Linked DNA regions of Homo sapiens: region 1 is linked to region 2. A link is a loop called in an ENCODE intact Hi-C map of the cell type or tissue named here. Cell type or tissue: PC-3. All regions are shown on one strand.

Region 1 (5,000 bases), 90 kb after region 2:
GGAGTCTTCAAAAGACCAGAAAGGACCCCTCCCCAGCCAACAGAACAGCTCCTGGACTGCTGAGGGAGACTCGAGGAAAATGGCCTTTGTGCCCCAAAAGTGATCTCTTTATGTTCACTCCAGCCTTCCTTCCCCTTTCAGCCTTAAAGGGCCCGGGCGTAGGATTCTGTCAGACCTGGGTTCGAATCCAGGCGCTGCCACTTCCTAGGCAGTCTTTGGGCAAGTCGTTTGCTCAGCCATGGGCTGGGGCTGGGAGAGGGGATGGTGCAGGCTGAAAGGAAACGATGTCTGCAAACCGCTGATCCAAAGTAGGTGCACCCGCCTCTTGGTGGCAGACAGCGCCTGGCCTGTCCCTTCCTGCTGCCCTCTTTGTTTCTGTTGGTCCCTCTGCCTGAAACACCCTCCCCACTGAAACCTTACTCTTGTGGGCAGACCCAGGGAAGAGGGAGGGTTGTGCTTGGGAAGCTGGTGTTGAAATCTCTGTGCCAGCAACTTGGTTCACCAGTTCTCAGTTAAGCTGAGTGCTCCCTGGCTCTGGGTGGGTGGGCAGGGAATACAGGTGTCTGGAGTGCCGTAAGAAACACATCGCCCACCTGGCCCTTCATGCCAGTCCTCAGAACGATCCAAGGACAGAGCTTTTCTGCATTGTCAACACTGGAGCTGGCGGAGCCAGGTTTTCTCCACCACCGCCGGGAGGGATGTCAGGGCGGGCGACAGGCTCTTCAGTCAAGCCAGCTGCTGTCCACATGCGGGGTCTGTCCTCAACCTCCTGGGAGCAGGCCAGCCGGCTGCCTCCCCCGTCTGGCTTTGGAAATAAAAAGCCCGTGAAATCATTTGTGCAAGCTCATCCTGGGGGTGTGGTATGTGCAGTCAGGAAACACGATTGAGATGTGGGGTTGGGAGGGTGCAGAACTCGGGGCAGGAAGGGAGAGGTGAGGTGGAGGGGCTGGGTTGTGTGGTCTTCAGAGCCTGGCCACTCAGTGCCATCTGTAGCCCAGCATCACTGGGGAGCTGTCTGCCCCAGCCCTCGCCTGCGGAACCAGCTTCTGCATGTTAATAAGATGCCCAGGTGATTGGTATGCACATTCTAGGCTGAGACACGCTGCTTTAGAGACTGGACTAGCTTTGAGTCCCAGCTCCCTGCTTGCTAGCTCTGTGACCTTAGACAAGTTACTTTACCTCTTTGAACCTCAGCTCCCTCATCTGCAAGATGGGCTTAGTTAGAAATTCTTTCCCCAAGAGGGTTAATAATTCACATTCAAGCCAGTGATGTGTGTGTCCAAGGCAGTGAGCCGGGTGTGTGGGGCCCAGAACGTACCCCCCAGTTAATGGTTGCTGGTGCTGTTGCTGTTATTGTGTCTGGAAAGCCAAAGATCTGGGCTCCTGCTGTCACCTTGGGTGGATTTGGGGCAAGTCTCATTCCCTCTCTGGTCCTCGTTTTCTCCGTCTGTACAAGGGTTCTATTGGCCCCTGCCTCGCCTTCCTCATGAGATGGTTGCTCAAAGGAGAAGTGAGGGGTGCTGGGCCTCATTCCCAAGGGCCCCTCTGGGGAATGGGGAGTGTCGGGGAGGTGCCCCTGGGTGCCTGCGTCCAAGGGAGGAGCCATGCCATTCTTTATTTTTTGTGCCCTTCTTTGCTACTCCTGCTCTTGCTGCAAGATGTGTTAGCAGGTTCGCTCTAGACTCCAGGCTGCAGCCAGAGGCTTGCCGGGGCTCGCCCTTGCACCTGCCCTGCTCAGCGGCTTTGGAATTGAGTCGCCTTCCCCGCTCTGAGCCGTGTGGCCAGGAGAGATGATTCAGCTCGGGACCTGTGCTCCAGCCTTTACCCCCCAGAGAAGCCCCAGATGCCCTGTGCTCCTGGGCAGGGATGGGGTGGCCTGGGAACTTTCCCCCCATTGTGATTCCTGTCCCCAACATGGGGCCTGCTCTTCTCGGTGAGAGGTGGCCTGGGACCGGACTCCTAGCCTTGCTCCTGATATACTGGGTGATGTGGGCAAATGGCTTGACCACTCGGCTTCAGTTGCCCCATCTGTACAATGAGGGGAGGTTCAGTGAGATGGTCCTGGCTGGATTAGGCCCTTAGGTTCCCTCCCTGCCCCCTCTTAGCTTTCTCTGTGCCCTCCAGCCCTGGAAGGAATCCCAGCCCCTTGCCCTCCAGGTCCGGGCCCGGGAGCCCACGCAGATCTCAGCCTAACAGCTAATGCTGGGGCTGGGAAAGGCTGGAGAAAAGGGGGAGAGGGAGAGAGTGTGTGTCCTCCAGGAGCCCTGGCTGGGCTGTCTCCTGTGGGAGAGAGGAGGAATTTTCCTCTGTGTGTGCAAACAGTATCCGTTTTCTCTTGTTTCCAAAAGCCGGTGACGTAACCGGCTCTCCACCCCTCCCTCCCCTCTGGCCTATTTTTAGCTGGCCCTGACAGCATCCTAAAAGGGTTCCAGACTGCCCTGCTCCGAGGCCATGTAGGGAGGGTAGCAGTGGGGTGAGGAAGGAAAGAAACTCCTCTGTCTGTCCCAGGATGGACAGACATCCGAGGAGGGAAAGAACCTGCCCCCAGCTTCCTCCAGGGAGGGAGGAACTCTGTTGGAGGAGCTGGGTTAGGGCCTTTAGGCTTTGACAGTTCCTGGGTCTATGAGGAGCTCCGCAAGGGGATTCTGAGCAACCAGTCTGGAGCGTCCCCACCTGGGTTTCAGTCCTAGTTCCACACTATCTCACCCTGGCCTTGGGTTCAGCTTGTGCCTCTGGGCCTTGCTTTCTGCACCTGGGGATAATGACGGTGCCTACGTCATAGGTTGTTACGAGGATTGAATTAACTTCATGTAGAACAGTGCCTGGTACAAAGTAAGTCCCAGTGAAGGTGGTTCTGGAATTGGTAATATCATCCAGTCCCAGGGAACTGCTCCCACCCCTTCCTGCAGTTAAGGGCGGGGGTCCACTGAACCCTCCTTTGCCTTCTCCCCTCCCGCCCGCGTTTCCTATTCAGCTTCGGGCAGTACTCGTGTCAAAGTAGTGGTGTGGAAGCCCTTGGAACAACAGGGCTTGGCACATAGTAAACGCTAAATCAGTGGGAACTGTATTTATTGAGTTTTGTTTCAATGTAATAAAACAGCCCCACCTGCTGACTCGCTGTGTGTCTTTGGGTTAGATGTTTATTTAACCTCTCCGAGCCTCAGTTTCCACTTCTGTAAAATGGAATGATAACACCTACGTAGGAGAGATCTGTGTTGGTTTGGGTAGGCTGTCGGGCATCGCAATGCTTAGCACAATAAAAGTTTGTTTCTTGTGGGTGCAAAGAACAGCCTGAGAGTGGAGCTGGCTGCAGCCTGGCTCCTAAGGACTGGCTTTGCTACTGCATCTTGCAGCAACAACAGGAGCAGCAGTGCTTGCACAGCACTTTACAGTTTGCATGCAGGCAGGGTGGTGGTCCCTCCCACCTCTGTCTTCACGAAGTGCTGGGCTCATACCTTAACGTGGCACTTGTCACCACCACCTGATACTCTGGTTATATGTCAGCCTGGCTGTCCTCTCACACCACCTCCCCTAGGCTGGGAGCTCCCAGAGGGCAGGCAGGGATGGATGCCCCAATGCACCTTCCTTGCCCAGCTCAAGATAGTCCCTGGGTGGGTGTTGGGGTTGTGTCTGAGGGCTGGACTGGCACAGGGAACTCACCTTCTGACCACCTGTTCCTCTTGGCTTTTGCAGGTGGGAGGAGGAGCTCGCCAAGCGCATGAACCTTCAGACCATGGTGGACACGCTGCAGGAGGTAAGAGCCCTCCGATATCCCGACCAGGAGAGGCACGCCAGAGAGCCATGTGGCCAAGGGGCACAGTCTTCATGCGGCAAAGCCAGGAAATTCTTGCACAGCCCCTACTCTGTTACCTCCTACCACCTCAGTCTCTCCTTTATGGAGCCAAGAGATCCCTTCCACTTCCTCTGCTTGGAAGCTAGGAATGGACCAGCACAGTGTTGCACAAGAGCTCTGATGCAGGGGTTGAGAAGCCTGGGTCCAGGTCCCGGGGTGCAAGTCCCAGCTGCTGTATGACCTGGGACCAGCGACCCTTCTCACCCGTCACTGTCTCCCCACCTGAGGCTTGGACTAGGTGGTTTGTAAGCCCCCAAGCAAGAAGGGTGCCCTCGGTTGGGGCTGAAGGCCTTGGAGAGGGCAGGTGGGCACGTCGCAGGTGGGCTCCCAGCCTGAGCAGGCTCTCTGTGGTGGGCATTTGGGAACATTCCCCTTGCTGCTCTAGCTGGAATCTCTGCATTCTGGGCTCTGCAACTCCCCCACCTGCGGTGTAACCTGGGCAGCAAACTTCATCTTCTCAGCCTCTATTTTCCTCTCTGACAAGTGGGAGCAAGAGTAGCAACCCCATGAGAAGGCATGAAAAGTTCTTCCAAAAATGTCTAGAAATTGCGTTCTGATACTGAAAGCATTTGTCGTCTAAGACAGTTAGAGACAGATTAAGATAATTGTCAATGCGTAGAAGGAAAAGGTTGAATATCTCCCTTTCTTTTATAATGAAAGGGCTTTTTTCTTTATAAATTTAACGGGTTCATCGTCAAATATGTGGAAACTATAGAAAAGCCCAAAAATAAAAATTATTTCCAGTTCCTCCTTCCACAGTTGAAAAACTGGCGTGTGACCTTCCGATCTTGTCTGTGTGGACACACACCCACGCTCTTCAGACGCATGTTAGGTCGACACACATGACATTGTCATTTTTGAAAGCAGAGATGGCCCAATACTGGCAGTTTCACACGGATTGATCTCATATTTTTAACGTAATAGGATTGCTTGTTAATTAACCTGCTCTTTTAATACCTTCCATGGATTTTCCCACGTAATAGATAACGCTTTGAAAAGTGTTTTAAGCAGTCAACAGTGTTCAGTGGGAAGTCAGGCTGGGATGAGGTCCTTGGTGCCCCTTCCCTGGCTGCAGGTGCCCAGCTGGGGTGGACATCGGGTGCCTAGGGCTCTGGACTCAGGTGTCCAGACCCTCCTATCCCCAGAG
Region 2 (5,000 bases):
AAGCGATCCTTCCACCTCTGCCTCGCAGAGTGCTGGGATTACATATGTGAGTTACCGAGCCCGGCCTACAAATGACTTCTTAGGAAGAAGCCTTCAAATAGGGAAGAGGACTGGGCCAAAGGGCATGAACTTTAAAAAGTCTCTTGACAGCTGTAGTCAAATTTATTTTCATCGTGGAACAGAAAGGTTGCTGGTCAAAGCTTCCAGATGGTGATATCTGTGCTCCTTTTGGCATATTTCATTCATCCTAAGCACCAGGCAAAGATGGCGGGGGTCTGAGCCGCAGCCCTCTGTCTGTTACCTGTCCATCTGTGCTCTTCCCTCCCTCTTGCTGCAAACAAATTAACATAGAGACCCGAAATCTCCCGCATCTATCTACCCTTTGAGTCCCTGCTCAGAGGGCAATCTTGGGCCAGTAGTTGCAGCTCAGTGAAGGCCTGAGTTTGGCTTCCTCTCACCGGTCCTTAATGGTGCATGAATTTTTTTAATGGGTTTCCTATGAAGCGCGAGGCAGTTATTTCCTGGTGACTTTTATTGAACCCAAAGCTTGACTGAAGTTTGAATAAACCGAGGCAGGTGGTAACAGAGCATGAAGTGGCTTAGTCTGTGGTCAGCCCTCATTTTAAAAATAAATCACTTTTCAAAGGGCGTAGTCACCTCCGCTACCATCATCAACGACAAACCAGACTTACCTGTGCACAGAGAGCCCTCACTGTGGGTGTGCAGCCGCCCTCCCCTGCCCTGTGCCTCGCCTGTTCAGTCCCGCCCTGATTCTAGTGACATGTCAATCCCACCCGAAAAACCATCCCAGTTGCCCCAGCTGAAATTAATCTCTCCACCCGTGAGAGCTGTACTTGGTGCTGAGGTCTTTATACAGCTCATCCCACTCATTGCTCACACAGCCCTACCAACACTTGGTGGTCCCATTTGATAGCCAAGAAAACCCAGGCTCTGAGCAGAGCGGGAACTTGCTCAAACAAGAAAGCAACAGAGCCGGGATTGGAAGGCAGGTCATCTGTCTCTAGAGGTCAGCTGCCTGTCCCTGCCCATGTCCAAGGGTCATTTGTGAATCATGTGCATGGCTTGGAATCTTTTCCTGCTTACGTTGCGGATGGAGCCCTGGTATGGGAACCCATGTCTGTTGTGTTTAATTATTATCTGGTACCTAGAATGCCCCACTGGCCATTCCCTGGATAACCTGGGCTTAGCACAGGGCTGGGCACAGAGCGGGTGCCAGAGATGCTTGAGGAATTGCTTTTTGCTTTTCCTTTTCCTTCCTTCTTCCATCCCTTTGTTCCCAAGGAATGATCTTGGATGATGATGGTTGTTGCAAGAAAAATATATCGAGGAAGGGGAAATGTCTTCATCTCCACCCTTATAGATCAACTTTTTGTTATTTTTTTTTTTGAGACAGAATCTTGCTCTGTCGCCAGGCTGGAGTGCAGTGGTGGCATCTCAGCTCACTGTAAGCTCCGCCTCCCAGGTTCAAGTGATTCTTCTGCCTCAGCCTCGGGAGTAGCTGGGATTACAGGCGCGTGCCACCACATCCAGCTAATTTTTGTATTTTTAGTAGAGACGGGGTTTCACCATGTTGGCCGGGATGGTCTTGATCTCTTGACCTTGTGATCTGCCTGCCTCAGCCTCCCAAAGTGCTGGGATTACAGGTGTGAACCACCGTGCCTGGCCTGTAGATCAACTTTTTATATAGAGAGAGACCTGAGTTATCTAAATCACTCATCCCTAAACCTACTATGATCTTAAAGAAAGCAATACAAACTTTAGGTAGTTCAATATCTAATATTCGTAAAAGTTGATGTAGCAGTTTAAGCGGTGACATGATACTTCCCAGAGTTCCATATGACAAGCACCATCCCCTCCCTTTTCCTATTTTCCTTTCCTTATGTATTTTCGGAGTGGCCCTCTGTGCCAAACACCAACCAGGCTGGGGATACAGTGGTGACATAGCCTCAGTTTTCTTGGTGCTCACTATTGGGTCAGGATGACAGATGGCTACTAGTCAGGGACCACCCAATAAGAGGTCATTATTGGCTGGGCGTGGTGGCTCATGCCTGTAATCCTAGCACTTTGGGAGGCCGAGGCAGGTGGATCACCTGAGGTCAGGAGCTCAAGACAAGCCTGGCCAACATAGTGAAACCACGTCTCTACTAAAAATACAAAAAAAGTAGCCAGGTGTGGTGGCAGATGCCTGTAATCCCAGCTACTAGGAGGCTGAGGCAGGAGAATCGCTTGAACCTGGGAGGCGGAGGTTGTAGTGAGCCGAGATTGCGCCATTGGCAACAAGAGTCTGGGCAACGAGAGCGAAACTGTGTCTCAAAAAAAAAAAGTCATTATTTAGCATATTTGTAAGACAAATATTGTCTGGATCGCGGACCTGAATTTTCTTCTACTTCTGGAACAAAAGGGTAGGCACCATCGCCAGTGTGTGATTTGCTTTTCAGCAGTCGTCCAGGAATTCCACTGCCCCTCCTAGGCTACCCCCTGGTGGCCTCACGGATGCCGTTTCCTGGAAAGGCAAGTGCTGAGTTTAGCTGGGCTCAGGGAGGCCTCCCATGGGAAACTGTTGTTCTGTGTGTTGGGCTGAAGTTTACTGTTAACTCAAACCCAACCATGGTATTGTTTTTCAAATAACAGAAAAATAAAACTGATGGGTAGAATATTTTCAGTGATCAGTTTTTCGGTACCCACTGCTCTTTGTGTAGGTATATGATAGTGTCTCATCTAGCCCCAAATTAAGTTTAATCCATTGATGTTTCATAACGTTTGCTGCAAAGCCACTTGATCACACTGGGAGCTGCTGGTCTGGGATATCGGAGCAGGAAGCTGCCCTCAGGGCTGCCAGCTCAGTCATCTTCCCATCTTTCCTATGTCCGCAGTCCTCCTGGCCCCTCACTGCTCTGCCCCTGGTAAGCTGACCTTCCTGGCCTGGGATAAGCCACGGTTCTGCAGGGGCTCTGCTTGCCCCTTCTCTCTGCCTGGGTGATGGCTGGTCGTCTTTCCCATCTCCCACTCTGTTTGTGCCCTGGGAAGTCTTCCCTGTCCCACCCCTGCTCACCTCAGACTGGCTCAAGCCCCCATTGCAAGCTCTTAGAGCACCAGAGAGCTCCGCACTAATCACAGCTGTATTTTAATATTCACTGATGGGATCATTTGATTCACGTCTGTCTTTCCCACCAGAATATGAAACGTCTGAGGGCAAGAATCAGGAAAGCATGTGTGTGTGTCTGTGCTAATGTATGTATACACGTCGCATATACATGCTTGTATATGTGTATGTGTGTGTGTGTATGTATGTGCATATGTGCATATGTGTGTACATGTGCATATGTGTGTGTATGTGTGTTTCCTTACCATAATTTCCATTTTCTGGCATGGTACTTAACACTCACTAAGAACTCAGTAAATATTTTTGATTACATGAGTGCGTAGCATTGTATTTCTTTAGGATACTTTTGATAGTAGTGACTTCATTTTAGACACAGAGAAACTAAAGCCCAAAGATGTGACTTACATCCATCAAGATCCCGAAACTAGAAAGAGGCTGGGCTGGGATTTAAACCCAGGCCTCCAACTCAGCCCAGTGACCTTTGCACGACTCTGACTGCCAGCTCGCCTTGAGGTTTGGCGAGTTAAACAGAAGCAGAAAGTTCAGAGGAAATTTACCGCAAGGCAGAGCGTTTACCAGCCGATGACTTCACCTCCGCGGCAGTGAAAGGCTTTGCAGAAAAGCACTGAAAAGAAAATACTTTCGCAATGAATGAGCTGGGCCCGCCTGGCTCGGGCTGACTCACCAAGAAGTCTTCACTTTATAAGGACTTTACTGGGGCTCCCATAGGCATGCCTTTTTGCCCTGTATCTAGGTCTGGACAAGGGTAAGTGGTTGAACACAGGCTGCAGGGCGCCCAGCCTCGGCTGGACGCGGGCTCTGGTGGCTGCGTGTCTGGAGCCCTTGCCATCTCCTCCTGGTGTGTGCCTCCTCTATGCGGTGCCCGTCTCTCCAGCCATCCCCAGCCTGTACTTATAAACGGGTTGCGTTAATAGCACCCACCCAATTTCAGTGGATCTGGTTGCCAGATGCTCTCCTACATGTCTGGCTTCTGCAAAACCTTACCTGGTTAGGTCTGAGAGTCGAGTGTGTCCTGAGTGCTCACAAACCCCAGCCACAACCACCACCGACCCCTGCCCACTCCTCCTTTCTTTTGGCCACCCCTCTCCTCTTCTATGCTGTTTGCCCTTCAGGTCACTAAACAGGTCTGGCCACTGTGGCCGGTGTCCTCTGTGGAAATGTGGAGATTCATGCCAAGAGACTGTTTACTGAAGCTCCCCTCCCTCCCTGGGGCCATGGAGGTGTGTTCTCTGCAGATTTGGGGCAAATATTCCTCCCTGGGCAGCACTGCCCAGCCCCTGCCTGGGTCTCCCAAGAGCCACCTCTTCATGTGGCACACACCGGGCCCAATCCCATTTCCCTCCTCTCCTTCCAAGTGACCCCTGTCCCTGCGAGCTGCTCATACAAATGGATGCTCGTGTGCTGCCCAGTCCCGCTGGCTGACCCATCAGACAGTCCTGGGCCATGTTTTGATTGCTGGCAGTGAGAGATACAGAAGGCCCAGCCACTTCCATGCACCCTGAATGCTCCTTACAAACACCTTGGGAGGTCCGATTATTACCCGCCCCTCTCAGAGATGGAGAAGCTGAGGCTCAGACAGGCAAAGGAATCTGCCAAGGTCTCACATCCAGAACAGGCAGGGCATCACTGATCCCACTCTCCTGCCCCAGTCACCACGGTGTGATGCATTTGCCTGTGAGCCCAGCCTGCAGCGGAGGTTCACATGTGGGGTCAGAAAGGAGAGCCCTGTGACAAGAACGCTAGGAATGCAGGAAGGGGCCTTGAGGTGACCTCAGGAATTCTTGGCGCCCGCCAGGACAAATGATGGGAATAGCTGGGAGGGTGACATCCCACCTTGGTAGCCAGTCGTCACCAG

What was found. Hi-C counts contacts between places; a loop is a spot of excess contacts. Peaks named below come from ENCODE experiments on the same cell type or tissue, not always from the same donor. Only the 100,000 strongest peaks of a DNase experiment are listed, where the experiment ranks them.
Region 1: it touches region 2 in a loop (4-fold over the local background); 12 of 110 quality-filtered maps call a loop at or near these places.

What each region holds. Positions count from the first base shown.
Region 1 is chr1:18,919,815-18,924,814 of GRCh38, reverse strand. It overlaps IFFO2 (intermediate filament family orphan 2), which reads left to right. Exons shown (of 9, transcript NM_001136265.2): 2 at 3,694-3,754. Among named protein-coding and RNA genes, the nearest start is that of ALDH4A1, 20 kb to the right of the region's middle. RefSeq lists an enhancer at 1,897-2,477. In PC-3, a CTCF peak has its summit at 3,123; a DNase peak (open chromatin) is centred at 2,334; H3K4me3 peaks cover 1,025 bases; H3K27ac peaks cover 3,137 bases.
Region 2 is chr1:19,009,993-19,014,992 of GRCh38, reverse strand. All of the region lies in intron 1 of LOC105376815 (a long non-coding RNA gene), which reads left to right. Among named protein-coding and RNA genes, the nearest start is that of IFFO2, 56 kb to the right of the region's middle. RefSeq lists enhancers at 2,151-3,062, 3,662-3,721, 3,137-4,336. In PC-3, a CTCF peak has its summit at 2,492 (motif pointing left); DNase peaks (open chromatin) are centred at 3,722, 4,302 and 4,922; H3K4me3 peaks cover 1,507 bases; H3K27ac peaks cover 3,121 bases.